2 separate regions of the Mus musculus genome follow, and region 1 is linked to region 2. The links are chromatin loops, found by intact Hi-C in ENCODE. Cell type or tissue: left cerebral cortex. All regions are shown on one strand.

The links. Peaks named below come from ENCODE experiments on the same cell type or tissue, not always from the same donor. Only the 100,000 strongest peaks of a DNase experiment are listed, where the experiment ranks them.
Region 1: a loop joins it to region 2, with 2.1 times the contacts of the local background. A loop is called at or near these places in 2 of 42 quality-filtered maps.

Annotation. Positions count from the first base shown.
Region 1 is chr4:132,175,273-132,183,272 of GRCm38, reverse strand. No RefSeq gene overlaps it. Among named protein-coding and RNA genes, the nearest start is that of Ythdf2, 33 kb to the left of the region's middle. In left cerebral cortex, CTCF peaks have their summits at 1,488 (motif pointing left), 2,375 (motif pointing left), 4,492 (motif pointing right) and 5,312 (motif pointing right); DNase peaks (open chromatin) are centred at 2,354, 4,113 and 4,493.
Region 2 is chr4:131,880,571-131,888,570 of GRCm38, reverse strand. The region is part of intron 1 of Srsf4 (serine and arginine-rich splicing factor 4); the gene reads right to left. Among named protein-coding and RNA genes, the nearest start is that of Srsf4, 11 kb to the right of the region's middle. In left cerebral cortex, no CTCF peak of the experiment used is centred here; a DNase peak (open chromatin) is centred at 4,229.

The DNA.
Region 1 (8,000 bases), 290 kb before region 2:
ACTACAGTGACAAACCAGGTAGAGTGATGTCTGCCCGACCTCCGTACAGTTTCCCCTTCGTAGTCACTTGCAGGAAGGAAGGTAATGGAGGCTATTCTCTCTGACCCTAATCTCTGCGTCTGTGGATTGCTACTGACTGCAGCAAATACTACTGTGGATTTGGTCAAATGTTAATTCACTACCTCAATTCCTTCATTTACTAATTATAATCAGTAAGAAGGATGTGGCATGTCTCCGCATTTATTCAGGTATATCATTATAGATTAATATCAGTTCTGTAGTTTATATTGTTGGCTGAATTATCCTAGCTATAATCAATAGAAACATAAAGTGACTCCAGAGTTGGGTTTTGTTTTTTTCTAAGACAGGGTTTCTTTGTAGCCCCTGGCAGTCTGGGGATTAGCTCTGTAGACCAGGCTAGCCTCAATCACAGAGAGAGCCACTTTTAATCCCAAGTACTGGGATTAAAGACGGATAACACCATCACTCCTGCCTGGCTAGTTTACACTTTTTTGGGTTTTTGAGACTGGGTTTCTTTGTTCAGCCCTTGCTGTTTTAGAACTCTGTAGACCAGGCTGGCCTCGCCCAGCCTTATTTTTTTCTTTCTTTTTTAAACATGGTGATTGATTTAGGTAGAGAATTAACAACAGAATGGAGACTTAAACGTTTCACTCCCTCCCCTTCCTAACTGTGTGAGGACAGGGTCTTTGAATTGAAGGGTACTTTTATTTGTACTTATTCTAAACTGGGGTTTAGGATTGGTTTTCATCCTAAAAGAAATTTTTTTTTTTACCTTTAGCATGTTGCAAGTTGTGGTTTCCATTCCTCCAGTGGAGAATGGCAGCAGACTAGTTTTCGGTTCCTTCTTGGCGCTTAGAGAGTGTGGGGATTCACTTGGGTTCTTCCAAAAATGCCCTGAAGATGAGGGTGTAGGCCTTAGGCCTCAGATCCGAGGGGTGCATTCCAAGTTTTCCCCTGCCTTGGGAGGTGAATCAACACAGGCAGCTGTGAAGCTCCTTAACCTGAGGCTCAGGAATCGCTGCTGGAGGCCTTGCAGGTGCAAAATGTGCTTTCCTGAAAAGGCTAAGGGGGGGGTGGTGCGTGGTGGTGATGATTCCACCCGCCTGAGTCCGGAGGCTGCTTCTGGAAGACTCTGGAACTCCCACCGTGTTCTGGTGGCTGCCTCGCTGCTGGACCAGTGCTGCACTCTACTGCAGTTCCAGTCCGTTTAACCTGTAGCCAGGACGGTCCTGGGGGCACAACATGGTCTGCTTCTGCGCTTGCGCAGCCTTCCTAGCCAGAAGACACCTTGTTTGGAAGGCAAAGTTGTCTTTTATCCCTTGATTTATTGTATGTGTGGGAGTTGGCTCTTTCCTCCGCCTTGTGAATCCCGGGATTGACCTGAGGACATCGATCTTGGCCGCTTAGTTATGTGAGAATTCTCAATGCTGAAAGTTGGAAAGCCCCACCTGCTGGCCGAGCTGCCCTGTAACCGATCAGCACCCTCAGGAAACCCCCAATTTTGCTTCTCTGTCCGGTGTTGCTGTCAACGGTTTCATTTCTTCCTGTACTGAATCATTCAATTCAGCCTGTTATTTTGCGCACCCTTGCTGCTCCTGCTGGGAACAGGGGGAAAGAAGGAGGAGAAGAACGCACTGAGTTTAGAGACTGGGGAGAGAGTGCTCAATGAGAGCAGAAAGTGGTACAGCTCTGGAACCCAGCTGATTGGAAAATGGAAGCAGGCAGGTCACAAGTTCAAAGGTCAACATGGCAACGTATGGATACATTCACCTCCTAACTCTCAAAATGCAAAAAAGTCCTCAGCGGTAGAACACTTGCCTAGCTTTTCAGCAAGCCAATATTGAATCCCCAGTATTGTGCATGCGCTGTGTTGGCGAGTCGGATTGTATCTTCCTACAAAATCGTCACAGTTGGACTTCCCAGTGTGGCTTCTCTTTTGGTTTTTATTTTTCGCAGCCTCACCTCTCCCGGTGTTCTGCTCCATCCTCACCCCGTTATGATTTCATCATTGTAAAGAAAAATGGCTGCTGAAGGCAGTGATTTTTTTTTTTTTTAATAGAGCTTTAAATTAATTTCAGGACCAGGAACGATCACTTTAATGAATTATTTGATGTGCTGGAGTGAGAACCTGAGTTAGAGTCCTCAGCACCTGTAAAAAGCTGGATCCCTGCTTTGGGGAGGTGAGGGTAAGAGGATTCCTTGGGACTTATCTTTAATAAATTGCTTTTGCGTGGTGTGGAGAGATGGCTTGATGTTTAAGAGCACTGACTGGCTCTTCCAGAGGACCTGGATTCCATTCCTAGCAGCCATCTGTTAACTCCAGTCCCGGGAATCCAGCAGCGCTCTCTTCTGGCTTCTGCGGATACTGCATGCATGTGGTAATATGCGTACAAACAGCCCAAACATTCCTTTTTAAAATGACATTTGTCAGCAGAGTGGTGGTGCCACATGCCTTTAATCCCGAGTGCTGACTCGGGAGGCAGAAGCAAGTAGATCTCAGAGTGGTCTACCCAGTGGGTTTCAGAAAACCCGGCGTACATATAGAAACCTTGTCTTGAAAAACCAAAATAAATAAATGGCTAAATTATAAATAATTATTACATTTATTGATTTAGTATATATGCATGCAGAGGTCAGCCTTCAAAAGTTGTTTTTGTTTCTTCGTCATGTGGGTCCCAAGTACCCAACTCAGGTAGGCAGGCTTGCTCAGAAGCACCTTTACTGGCCCATCTTGCCAGCCTGGGAGACCTTGTCTTAAGAATAAACTGTAGTTGCGATTTGGGTGGTGTGCTACAGAGTCTCGTTTACTTATTTACCTACTTCCTTCTCTGTGTTTCCTCTCCTGTTCACTCTAACCCCTCAATCAGCTCTCCAGCTCCTCCCAGTGCTGACTCCCAGTCTGCCGGCTTAGCCTGGCAGCCATGGATGATGTTGCTGGTACATTGATCCTTTGTGCATTTGAACCCTGGCAAGGCATCTTTCTTGACATGGAGGGGCACTGTAGCTCTAGTACTTGGGAGATGTAGGGGGATCATGAATTTGACTGAAGCCAGCCTGGGCTACATAATGAAGGCTGCTAGGAGAAGACTGGCTTCCAGGCAGCTATGACAAGCCCATGCCCACAGTGTCACATCTACTTCAACACGGTCACATCTCCTAATAGTGCTACTCCCTGGGCCAAGTATATACAAACCATCACAGGTCAATACATTTAGACAGACCAAATCTGTCTCCTGAACGCTGCAGTGTTCCACTGTCCCCATGGCTATGTCATTAGCCATTTTATTCATGTCTGTGTCCCAACCCCAAATTTTTCCCTGATCTGTTCCACCTCATTAATAACCAATTTGTCCATCTATGTCTACGCTGCTGGTTTTATGCCAGCTGGACACAAGCTAGAGTCATCTGATGGAAAAAAAAATGTTCCCCTAAAGTCAGGCTGGAGGCAAGCCTGTAAGGCATTTTTCTTAACTAGTGATGGGTTGGGGAGGGCCCAGCTCATTGTGGGTGATGCCATCCCTGGGCTGGGGGTCCTGGATTCTATTTTGTATCACTACCTGCCTCTGGGTTCCTGCCTTGACTTTCATCAACAATGATCTGTAAGCCTCTCTGTCTTAGGGTTTTATTGCTGTGAATAGACACCATGACCACTGCAAGCCTTCTACTGGAAAACATTCAATGGGGGCTGCCTTATGGCTGGAGGGGTTTCATGCATTATACTCATGGCAGGAAGGCAGACATGGTGCTGGAGAAGTAGCTGAGAGTTCTACATCTGGATCCGGCAGCAGGAAGAGAGAGATACTGCTCGGCTTGGCTTGAGCCTCTGAAACCTCAAAGCCTTTCTCCCATCCCTTCCTCCAATAAAGCCACACTTACTTCTACAAGGCCACACCTCCCATTAGTGCCACTCCCTTCATACTGTGCAAGTGTGGGGCTCTGAGTTCGAATTTCAGCGCCTGTGTAAAAGACCAGACGTGGTTGAATGTGCTTTTTCTGGAGAAGCAGAGACAGATGGCGCTCTCAATCTTGCTGACCAGCCTAGCTAAATTGGTAAGCCTCAGGCCCCAGTGACTGTCTTAAAAACCAAAGTGGGGCCGGCAGTTTGGCTAAAGGTCCCTGTAGCCTGACATTGCAAGCCTGATGACTAGAGTTTAATTCCCAGAACCACATAAGGGTGGAAGGAGAGAATTTATCTACAAAAGCTGTTCTCTGACTTCCATATGTGTGTTGTGGTACATGAGTGATCCCATCTCTGTCTCTGTATTACACATCACACACACACACACACACAGAGGAACAAAAAGATTTTGAGTGTGTTGTGGTACATGAGTGATCCCGATCTCTGTCTCTGTATTACACATCTCACACACACGCACACGCGCGCGCACACACACACACACACACACAGAGGAACAAAAAGATTTTGAGTTTCCTGAACGCGAGAAACTGGGAACTGTAATACTCCACTATGCCAGTAGGTGGCACTAAAGTAGCATTTCTGAGCCAGCCTCTCAGCCTAGCCTTTGCAGTCTGAGATTTAGTAGCTTGACCAGTGTAGACAGTGTCGCTTAAGCAAATTTTCATTTAGTGACGTCATTATTGTGTGTATTGTGCCCATGAGTGCAGGCATGCAATTTTCAGGGGTTTCTCTCTTCCAGCATGTGATCCAGGCATGTAATTCAGGTAGTCAAAGCTCCGAGGAAGTGTTTCTAACCACCGAATTGTACAAATCCTCAGCCGTCTGTTCGGAGACTGTTTGTGCGTTTGTTTTTTGAGATAGGGTTTCTCTTTGTAGCTCTGTCTGTTTAGGAACTCTCTCTATAGACCAGGCTGGCCTCGAACGCAGGGATCAGCTTGCCTCTGCCTCCTGACTGCTGCGATTAAGCGTGTGCCACCACTGCCCGGCTCTGGGACTTTTAAGAAGAGACGCAGATTGGCCAGGAAGACTGTAACCCCAAAGGGCGATCAACTCTATAAGAAAACACGTGTTGTTCTGCCATTGGGAGCTGGAGAAAGGCAGGTTCCACTTGCTTGAGGCAGTTGGGGAAGGTTCACAGAGGTGAATGGGCTAGGGATATAGCAGAGTGCTTAAGGGGCCTAGAATTTGGGAGACCTTAATTGGTTGGAGGATATTGTAGGTCAAGAGAACGTACTCTTAGCCTGAATTTGGTGGCAGAGAAAGAGAAATGGAGGAAAAAGTCCTTCTGGTGAATATATATATATATATTTTTTTTTAAATTAAAGATTTATTTATTATATGTAAGTACACTGTAGCTGGCTTTAGACACTCCAGAAGAGGGCGCCAGATCTCATTACAGATGGTTGTTAGCCACCATGTGGTTGCCGGGAATTGAACTCAGGACGTTTGGAAGAGCTGTCAGTGCTCTTAACCGCTGAGCCATCTCTCCAGCCCCGAGAATATATTTTGAGTCTTATGTGCACTTGTGTCTCTGTGTGTTTTTGTATGCGTGCATGCGCACACGTACCGTGTTTGAGTGATGTGCACACCCGTATGTGCTCATGGAACAGGGTAGGGCACTGGGTGTCCTGTTCCATCACACTCTGTCTTACTTCACCTTATTTCTTTGAGACAGGGTATCTCACTTGGAGCTAGTGAGCCCCAAGGGTCCAAACTGGCCCCCACATCAGGCAATCCTTCTGTACTAGTCCTGAGCACTACGCTACTACACAGTTTATTTTTATGGTGCTCTAGAACGGACAGAAGCAATCTATGGTGACAGAGGATAGAAGATTGGTCCCAGCTAGACAGTGAGTGGGGGTGGGGCAGAGGGACCTCTCTGGAGTCTTGATCTGAGACAGCACCTGAACATGGGCAATGGTACCCAACATATGCTTCAGGCCGTGAGTTCAATCCCCATCGTTTGGAAGGAAAAAAAAAAACATTTGTTCAGGGTATATGTGATTTACTGCTTAGAAATTATATGGGGTGTGTGTGTGTGTGTGTGTGTGTGCTAGAGAAGTTTCTAGAAAGGAATAGTTTCATCCAGGCGGTGGTGGCGCATGCCTTTAATCCCAGCACTTGGGAGGCAGAGGCAGAGGCAGGTGGATTTCTGAGTTCGAGGCCAGCTTGGTCTACAAAGTGAGTTCCAGGACAGCCAGGGCTATACAGAGAAACCCTGTCTCAAAAGAAAAAAAAGAAAAGAAAAGAAGAGAAGAGAAAAGAAAAGAAAGGAATGGTTTCTTCTAGCTCAATATCAAGAATGACAGGGCAGACTCGTAGCGGGAGAAGGAACTGCAGGGGAGAGATTGAGGCAAAGCAGCTAATGGCGCGCGTGCACATTTAAATGCCCTGCAATGGAGTCGGAAATCATCAGGAAATGTCTTTGGAGAGTATTTGCTGTCTGTTTACAATGAAAAAAAAAAAAAGCCAACAATGTTGGAATTACATAATGGCACAGGTCGTGGTGAGCGAGGTGATTAAAAGTGTACCATGAGTGCTCTATTTAGGGGCCTTACTGCTGGCTCTCTGGCCCTTCATCCCCTTCAGCTAATGGGATTGCGAGCTGTTTTTCTGGTTCTTTTCTGTGGGAGGCGACTGGATGATGGGAGGGGGCGCCAATGGGGAGATGTCAAGTGGAACGATGAATCACTCTTCTGTCGGGCTATGGGGTTCACAGAGCACCCTGTGCACAGGACCTCACAGGGGTAGCATGCAGGAGGGAGGCGAGGAAGCCGTCGGGGCCACCAACACCATGGCTGCAACATAAATGATCCACAAACTGAGCCTGGGGATGGAGATGGTTATTCAGGTCACAAAGCCAAAGAGAAAGCTGGAGTGATGTCCAAAAAACAGGCTTCTCTGAGCCCCTGTACCGTAGGACGTGGTTCTGCAGAGCTTACTTGATTGATTGATTTATCTATTTATCTATTTATTTATTTTGACCCCTCCCCCCAAGACAGGTTTCTCTGTGTAGCCCTGGCTGTCCTGGATTTGCTTTGTAGACCAGGCTGACCTTGAATTCATTGAGATCCACCTGCCTCTGCCTCCCTAGTTCCGGGATTAAAGGCATATGCCATCACACCTGGCTAAGATTTGTTTTTTATTATTATATTTTATATGTATTTGTACAGGAGCCTGCAGAGGCCAGAAGAGGGTCTCCCATCCCCAGAATTGGAGTTGCAGAAGGTTGTGGGCCACTATATAGGTGCTGGAAACTGCCCCTGGGTTCTCTGATAGAGCAGCCAGTGCTCTTATCTTTAAGCCAATTCTCCAGCCTTAATTTTGCTTTCTGAGATATTAGGGATGAAAGCAAATGCTCTATTATTGTGCCCTGCTCCTACCCCCAAATTACCTATTTTACAGTTACATTTGAGCATGATCGTAACTTTTGATTTTTTAAAGATTTATTTGTTTATTTGTATGCATGTTTTGTTTGCCTGTACAACTATGTCTATGAAGAGGACATCAGATTTCATGGGACTCCAGTTATAGACTATTGTGAGCTGCCATGTAGGTGCTGGGAATTGAATCCAGGACCTGTAGACAAATATCCATGAAGTCTGTCTGTCTGTCTATCTATCTATCTATCTATCTATCTATCTATCTATCTATCTATCTATCTATCTATCTTTCTTTCTATCTATCTATCTATCTATCTATCTATCTATCTATCTATCTATCTATCTATCTCTAGATATCTATCACCTCCTAGTGCCATGCCTTCCTTGAGGGGCTCAGGTGTGAGGCCACAACAGTGTCCTGAACACAGCCACTTTCTGTGCCCTACAAAAACCAGCATGCCTGATGGCCGCGCACCCACCCTCCAAGGCCACCAGTCACTTTTATATCTGTAGGTGAGCCAGATGGCCTCCTATACCACCCCTCTATACCTTTATAATTATCTATCTATCTATCTATCTATCTATCTATCTATCTATCTATCTATCATCTATCTACTTATCTACCTACCTACTATCTGCTTGCCTGTGAATATATGTGCATATGTGGCATATGTGTA
Region 2 (8,000 bases):
CTTAAGGTCCAATGTATTTAGCAGGAAAACTTTGGTGGCTTCTCTGTGAAATGCTTTAAAAATCCATCAAGAATATTTTAACAGCAAAGTTCAGATTAAAGACTAAATCAAGCACCAGCCTGTCACTTCTGAAACTGGCATGCTGGATGCTACACTAATACCAGAGAGGAAAGGCAGAATGGTGGGGAACCCCTGTTCTGAGGATGAACACACTGTATCAGGTATTTCTACCAAAACGATCTCCATTCAGGTTTGCATTCTCCAAGCAGGTCAGTGAGTGGGCTCCGAGGAAACAGCAGCCTGGGGAACAGTGGTAAAGTGTCACCTACCTAGTACTAGTCATTAAACCTTCTCTAGTCTCAACAATGTGCCTTTACTTAATATCCATAGCATTCAAGAGGCAGGTACCAGTAACCCTGTTTCACAAACAAGAAACTGAGGCACAAAAGTGAAAAACTAAAACTAAAAACTCAGAAGGGCTGGTGTGCATCTATTAAGATGGTCAGCAGGCCCTCGCCTCTGGTCTGGCTGTGGGTCCAGTTCCGTTAGGAATAAACTCAACAGCATACTTATTTTCTTTGTGCTTAATTGTCAAGTGAGAGCATATACTACATACAACTAAGGTTTGTCCCAACATATGAGTATGAGAAACATTAAAATCTGCAGGTCTAGATCAAGAATAGCACCTGAGGTCAGGGATAAATTTAACTTTTTACTGTCTAAGATATCTTTTAAAACTATGGATCCCAAATTAGTTTTAAATATCTTAGTAGTCCTTCAGATCATTTTTCACATCTTCAAAAAGCAAATCTTTCTGATGGGTATCAGTGATTCTTCAGAAACCAACCTGCATCCCTCTTAATAAATGATCTTTATCTCATCCCCACACTCAGCCCCTGATTTCTCTGTGTACTTCTGGCTCCCATTCTGTAAACCAGGCTGGCCTTGAACTCAAAGCTGGCTTGCCTCTGCCTCCAGAGTGCTAGGATTAAAGACGTATGCTACCTTTCCATGGCTAATAAATGTTTTTAAATTTAAATATTAACTTGAACACTATTCCCTTTGAACTTTACAGCAAATAACATGAAACTGACCTATTCTCAAAAACAAAACAAAACAAATCAACAAAGCTCTTTAGAATTTTCTGTCCAGGTAGGGAAGGATCGAAGGCATGCTTGTGACTTTACCACATGACACAGCACCTGGTGGGATCTGTAAGCCTCACAAAACACAACTTGGACAGATAGATTTTTCCAGCTCTATTCTACCTATAAACCCACTGCTGCTGCCTTTAGAGCACTGTCAGGAGACTCCAGCACGGGAAGCATGAGTGTGAGGGAATGGGGAGAAGGACTTCAGTGAGGCCCTATCTAGCAGAGACCACACCTCGCCTTACTCAAGGGTGGCAGCAGTCATTCTTTCCCTTATGCTATTTGTAAGTACTGCCACATAGACAACACTTGAATTAAACAAAACCAAGAAATCTTTTCTTAATGTTTCTTATATCGTGTCTTCCCAAAGTGTTTCCTCTGATCCTGGCATATCCTGTCATAAGAATGAGGGGAGAAGGGAGAATTGCTATCACTTCCTCCTGTAAGAAAGTGAGCTTATGACTCTGAAACAAATCCAGCAGGGTACCTGGACAGCATAAAGCAAAGTCATGTTGCACCCATAGCTGCTCAGATCTTTGGGCCATTCGCACCCCTGTGTATGCTTTAGTCTTCTTCATCCACAGCTGATGTACTCCTCAGGTCAAACTGAAAAAGCACAACTGGAGTGACATGTCTTCAATCCAAGGTCCCTTAAGATGTCCATTTAGAAATGCTCATCACATTTCTTGCAAGAGTTCCCACCTAAGCTCACAGTGCTGCCATACAGGCTTTCTCTGACCCAGTACTTGTAAGTCCAAAGGTCCTGAACACCATCAGGCCCCCTCTTCCTTTACGTCCTACTGAAGAGGACATCACTTATCCTCTTCACAGGGCTTTAGGGCTGTCTGTCTTCCAGAGCCTCTCACTCAGCAAGGAGACTGAGAACAGGCCTGGGGAGAAATGATGAGCACGGCTGGACTGGAGCTGAGCTACGCAACTGGCTGACTGAGCAGGTGTGACTAGAGGGTGCTGCCGGGGAGTGGATACAAGGAGCAGGAAAAGCAAGCCTCCATGCGTAACTGCGGACACCCACCAACGCTGCTCACCGAGGAGCATGCCTCGGACGGCCTCTCAATAGGAAAATGTGCCCCTTTCCACAGTGGATCTCTGCTCACCTTTGTCCTACAACTGTGCCACATGCTTTTCTCTGTATGTGGACATGAGAGTCCTCAGCCAGCACCAGCAGGATGTGAGTTTTGCTTTCCCAATGTGGTGAGCCATTCCCACATTCACTCATTTTCCTTGTAAGAACCGAACCTCTCCATGGCTGGTCAGGATTAGGGATGTTGCTGTAGCCAAGGAAAAATTTTCATCTGTTGAAGTAAACCCACAGGGTGGCTTGAACCCTCAATCTAGAGCCAGTAGCATTGTATTTTGAGGGCAGAGCCCTTAAATCTACCCTGAAAGAAATGGTATTCAGTGAACAGGAATCAAACAGCTTTCAAAGCACTCAGTAGATCCTAGGCTTCAACCAACTTGGGTCTTAAGAGGTGAAAAGGGCATAATGACAGGACAGTAGAGAGTAATTCTCGAGTGCTGCATCGAGTGCACAGAAACCTGTAGAACTAAGACAGTTCTACAGCCAACTCTCGTGCTCAGGTGATGCTAACTTGTAGAAGCTTGTGAATGAGAACAGTGCAATGGCCCTGATTCCACAGGTCTGCAGCATCCCAGGGCACCAGCAGTCAGGCCCTCAAAGCACATTAACTGCTTAACCTTAATGGCCATGGATGTGAGCTGGCTTCCGCAGTGACTGAGGGAGTTTACAAGCCACAGTGGCAAGCTGCTGCTCCAGGAGCAGGTTCCTGAGACCTTTTCCTATTCTGAGACAGGAAGGAGGCTGCTCTTGGCTTTCTGCCCTCCCTTTTTCTTTAGTCTCAGAGGAGGGAGGGCCATCAAGGCCACCCAGAGAAGGTGGAAGACTTACCCGTGCTCACTCAGTGGCAGAGCTGGGGTGCGACTTCAGGGCTCACCATTACCCAGCCTGGGACTCTTTCACGTCGGCAAACTGGCAGTTCCCGCACACCAAGAGCTCTCTCATTAGAGCTAGTGTGGATTCCTGGTCTGCAAACGGTTGGCCACAGCTCAGTCTGCACTTGATCTTTCCCCACCTTCAAAGAAGAAAACCTACCTCATGATTTCTCTCTTCCAGAACCCCTGACCACCTGATTCACTCCCAACAACCTTGCAATCATCTCTGACTACTCTCCTCTGGTTATCCGCTGTGTCTACTGCCAAATTCAATCATTTTACTACAGCTATTTTCACTCAGGCAACTTGTCTCTACACTGTAGTGGGAAAAGCCAGCAGCTAAGTGACTCTGTTGCTTAGAAGTCTATGCCTCCTAGTATCTTTATGTCCTTCTAAACATCTTGACTACACGAGCTGAATCCTTCCGCCCTTCTTGCTATGGCTGAGAAGCACCTGCTTCAGGAGGCCTCAGTACCCTGCATGCCTGATGCTCATCCAGCCACCTCTCTGGCACTTCCATCCGTTTCCCGTCTCACAAGGCAATGCTTTCTAAGCCTTGTTTCTTTCATTTGTACTAATCTTGCCACTTCATTATGAGGGCTTTCACATAACAAAGGCTAGCACCTGTTGGCTATTTAGCATAGCACTTGGCTTAAAGAAATATTTTATTATCTGTAATATTTCATTTGCCATTAATAATAAATGCGAAGAGTGACTTATTCTTCTCACTCATGACGAGATAACTAAGGCCTGGAGAGGCCAGGCACTTTGTTCCCAGTCAGGGAGCGTCTATGTGGTGGAGCTGAAAATGAAGCCAGGCTTAGGACTCTTGAATTCCAGCTTGAATATTAAGCCACAGATCCCAGAGCCTTTGAAAGGCAGATGGCTTCTTCTGTTCTCCCACAGTCCCGAATAAAACCTTTTCTGTTTAATAAGCACTGCTGCTTGACTTAACCATAATCTAACCTCAGATAAGCCAGGTGGTAGCAGTTTTTTGATACAGCAGGGTGAAGTCTCCAGAGAAAAAGGACACTGGTCTCAGGGTAGGGTGAAGCACTCTAAGCTGGGGCATGAGACAACCGGGTTACTTTCACTCTTGTCTTTTGGTTCCCATTAGCCAGTGTCAGCCATCTGGTCCTTCCGAAAACATGTGTGGGTTCAGAACATAACAGACTAGAAGAATAGAGGAAAAATAAGATTATTCTGTGCAATCTCCACTCTAGAGGTCCCGCATCAACCCCTGCAGTCTGTCTTTGCTTCTGAGGCTCAGCAAAAATTAGATCAGGATAAAGATGCTTGGAGCTAGTTGTGCCGATGTGACTGATCATCAAAGAGAATACTTAAGGATACAATTAATTAGCTTTGCAAAGGAATGGTGACTGGGACCAAGTATTTCATATTTATGAATGAATATTAAGGGGGGGAAGGGCCAGAAGTCAAATACTAGGTTTACAGACTTCCAAATGCAAAGACTTCAGTAGCAATGGATGATACATATATAAGACCTGATTTATTTTTTACTAATTCCAACTACTCCACCCCACTAGGACACTTTCTTTCTTCAAATTCCTCTGTAATAATAGCCAACTCCTACTTTCCTGTCTTGCTCTGTCCCCCATGAGAGGAAGCACACACTGCCTCACTCGGCCTTCCTGACCCTGAAGTCTATGCCAGCTCCTGGACAGAGAAGAAGGACTTGGAGCGGTTGCTGGGTCTCTGGCCAAGGCTACTCAAGATTCTGAGTTTCTTCAAACTCACATTCTAACCGACAACCTGCACCCATCAGGCTCTGCCACCTCCCAAACCCAGTGGAAAGTCGTCCTTAACAAGAGGGGCGGGAAAAACAGGGGCTCCAGGAGCACAGGCGTAAGAAGGACAAATGCCTATGTTCTGACCACAACTGTGAGCACAGTAAAGGCATACACACCAATTCTGTAACTGGAGGGTGCGAATACTAATAAGTTGCAAATGTTTATTTTCTACTGAGCTACTAGTGGAAACAAAAAGAACTATAAAAACTTCAACAGTTGAAGGACTCTGACCTCATCAATGGATAATCTACTAATGAGCACATAATGGGATGTATCAGGAAGTAGAGGAAACTTATGTGAGTGTGGCCTAGCTGGAAGACATAGGTCATGAGTGTGCATTTGGGGGACATACAGGCCATTTCTTGTTTCTCTGTCTTTGGTCATCACAAGGTGGGTGGCAGTCAAAAGAACCACCACAGGTTCTAGCTGACAAGACATTCTCCTTAACAAAGTTCCATAGCCAAGGGACCAGATGGGCACGGACCAGAATCTATAAAATGGCCAAGACAGGTCTTTCTTCTTTTAAGTTCATTTGTTCAGGAATTAGTCACAGCAATGAAAAATTACCAACATGAAGTAAATCATCTGATTGGAAAAAAAAACCCAAAACAAAAACTAATGATACATAGCTAAATTCAAGACTCAATGGAGACCAAAGCCAGGGCCTTAGGCTTGCTAGACAAGTACTCTACCACTGAGTTAAACCCCCAACCCAAGCCCAGGGTCTTGAACCACACTGCAGATACCAGACCATCTCTAAAGGAATATTCATATACTGGGGTGAGAAAACAGGAACAATCATTACAAAAAATAAAACCTACTCCTGAAGAGGTAGATTTTTAAAGTGTTATTTTGTAATTGTTCTGATAGCCTATCTGCCAAGTTGCTTTCATCACTCTAAATGGTTTATAAACTCTGCAGGCTGGTGGTATTGTGGGTCAGTGGTGCAAGGCCCTAGGGCCGTGTAGCCCTGGCTGTTGGGGGAACTCTGCAGACCACTAGGCTGTTCCTGAATGTAGAGACTCACCTGCCTCTGCTTCCTGAGTACCAGGATTAAAGGCAAGTCCACACAAGGTCTTGAAACATTATTATAGAGCTAAGTCTGCTAAGCTGCTTCCCTGAGCTCTTACCATATCCTTAGCCTAGGAACGGGATACCTAGAAAACAATACAAACTATTTCGTTTGAGGATCAAACTATACTAATTATAACCTCCCTGTCATAACTAAATGGTTATTTTAAAGAAAAAAAAAGTTGCTTTCCTTAAAGAAGTTTGAGGCAGTTGGGGTCCACAATTACACCTCTCTTTCAATTTTCTGTCTCTCAAAAGTTTTACACTAAAGTTCATGAAGCTCAAACACAAACTAAAAACAGGTGCACAGTACTCATTATTACTAATTCAGAACACATCTCTTGGGACACAGAGTAACATGCATCACCATGTCCATTATGCACACTCATCAAAACAAGGATATACTCAACAAGCAGAGCTACCCAAATCCACACTAAAGCCACACAAAACCAGCTCTAAACAACACAGGGAGCAGGTTGTCAGGTGCTTAATAAAGCTCACTCCTCTGGGACCATCTTGGCTGTTTACATGTTGCTCCTAACTACCCTGGGTAGCAAGCAGTCTATTCTATTCTTTTCCACTTCAACTTTGTTAAAGATGCCAATGCCATGCTATTTCTTGGAGACAGATTTCCCCCAACTGGCCATTTCATTATTTTTTGCAAAACTGTCAAGTTCTTTTTGCTCTACTGTCTCACTGCACCACATGATACATGCCCTGAGTCTTGCCCACCTTGCCAGGCTGCTTTCAAAGCTCCCTCAGTGCCCCTTCTCTCTCTGGGTCTTGGAGTTTCTCCTGGCACTAGCTGTTAAGTCTTTGGCTATTTCCTCTAGCCTGGGGCTTTCGCCTCAGCTCAGAAAAGCTATCCAGGGGCTTGCCTTAGAATATGGCTATGTAAATCCAGAGCACAATCCAGCCCTTTCCGTGAAGGATATTCTAAGATCAGAGGCTGCTAGGATGACAAGACACTGAAATGTGTGCTGACACTGACACGCATCCTACTCCAGGTAGCTAGGACAGCCTGAGAGTTAACCACTCCCCATTCTCTACCAAGGCCAGCATTATAAAAAGTACATCCTGTCTCACGATGCGCTTTAGTTTATTAGAAGCCTCTAGAAAAGACTACAGGGTGAACAGACTAGGGAACCCAGATTACCCCTGTGGGCAGGAAAGGAGAAACAGACTGTCACTGCAATGCTATGGCTGGCGTGTGAATGAAAATAATACGCAGCTTCTAGAGCTTTCGAAAATTCATCCTGTAATCTTGGCCTGTCAACCACAGGCCTCAGTTTTCATATTAGCACAAACCGGGGATACCATTAGTTTATAGTGTTTTGATATAGTTAGCTGAAATAGAAACTATACAGCTGGGGAGACAGGACAATGGCTAAAGGTCAAGCCTGGCAGCCTGAGCTGAATCCTGGGAAACCACAAGGTAGAAGGAGAGAACAGACTCCAGCAAATTTCCTTGTGATTTCTACACTCGTGCCATAGCATGCCACCACCCCCATAAATGGATTAAAACAAAATACAATGAAGCTGTTAATATTTTCTAGTTTTTAAGAGTTCAGTGTTAGCTCACACTTGTAAGTACCACTCCCTATATTTTCTCAGATATGTGTGACACATTTTCCTTTTGAGGATGAAAAATACAATTGTCTGTGTAAAGTTACCTACAAGCACCTCAAATCTCCACGAACCCAAACCACACGTATCACCCAGTCACCACTCTGTGCTTTAGGGAAAGACACCTCATGTAGCTCACCTCAAAAAGAAAAGGAAGAACAAGACATTAAACAAAGTTTTAAATGTCTTGACTAAATAATTACATGTAATGTTTATTCATAACACAAACCAGGGTCTAGCACCCAAGAGGAGAGAACGTGAACCAGGATAATTTATGTTAGAAATATTTAGATATAATTTATAGCCTTGTTTATTGGTATTGATTTCCCATGTTTTGAGAAGAAGTAACATAATAAAATGGACCGCATTT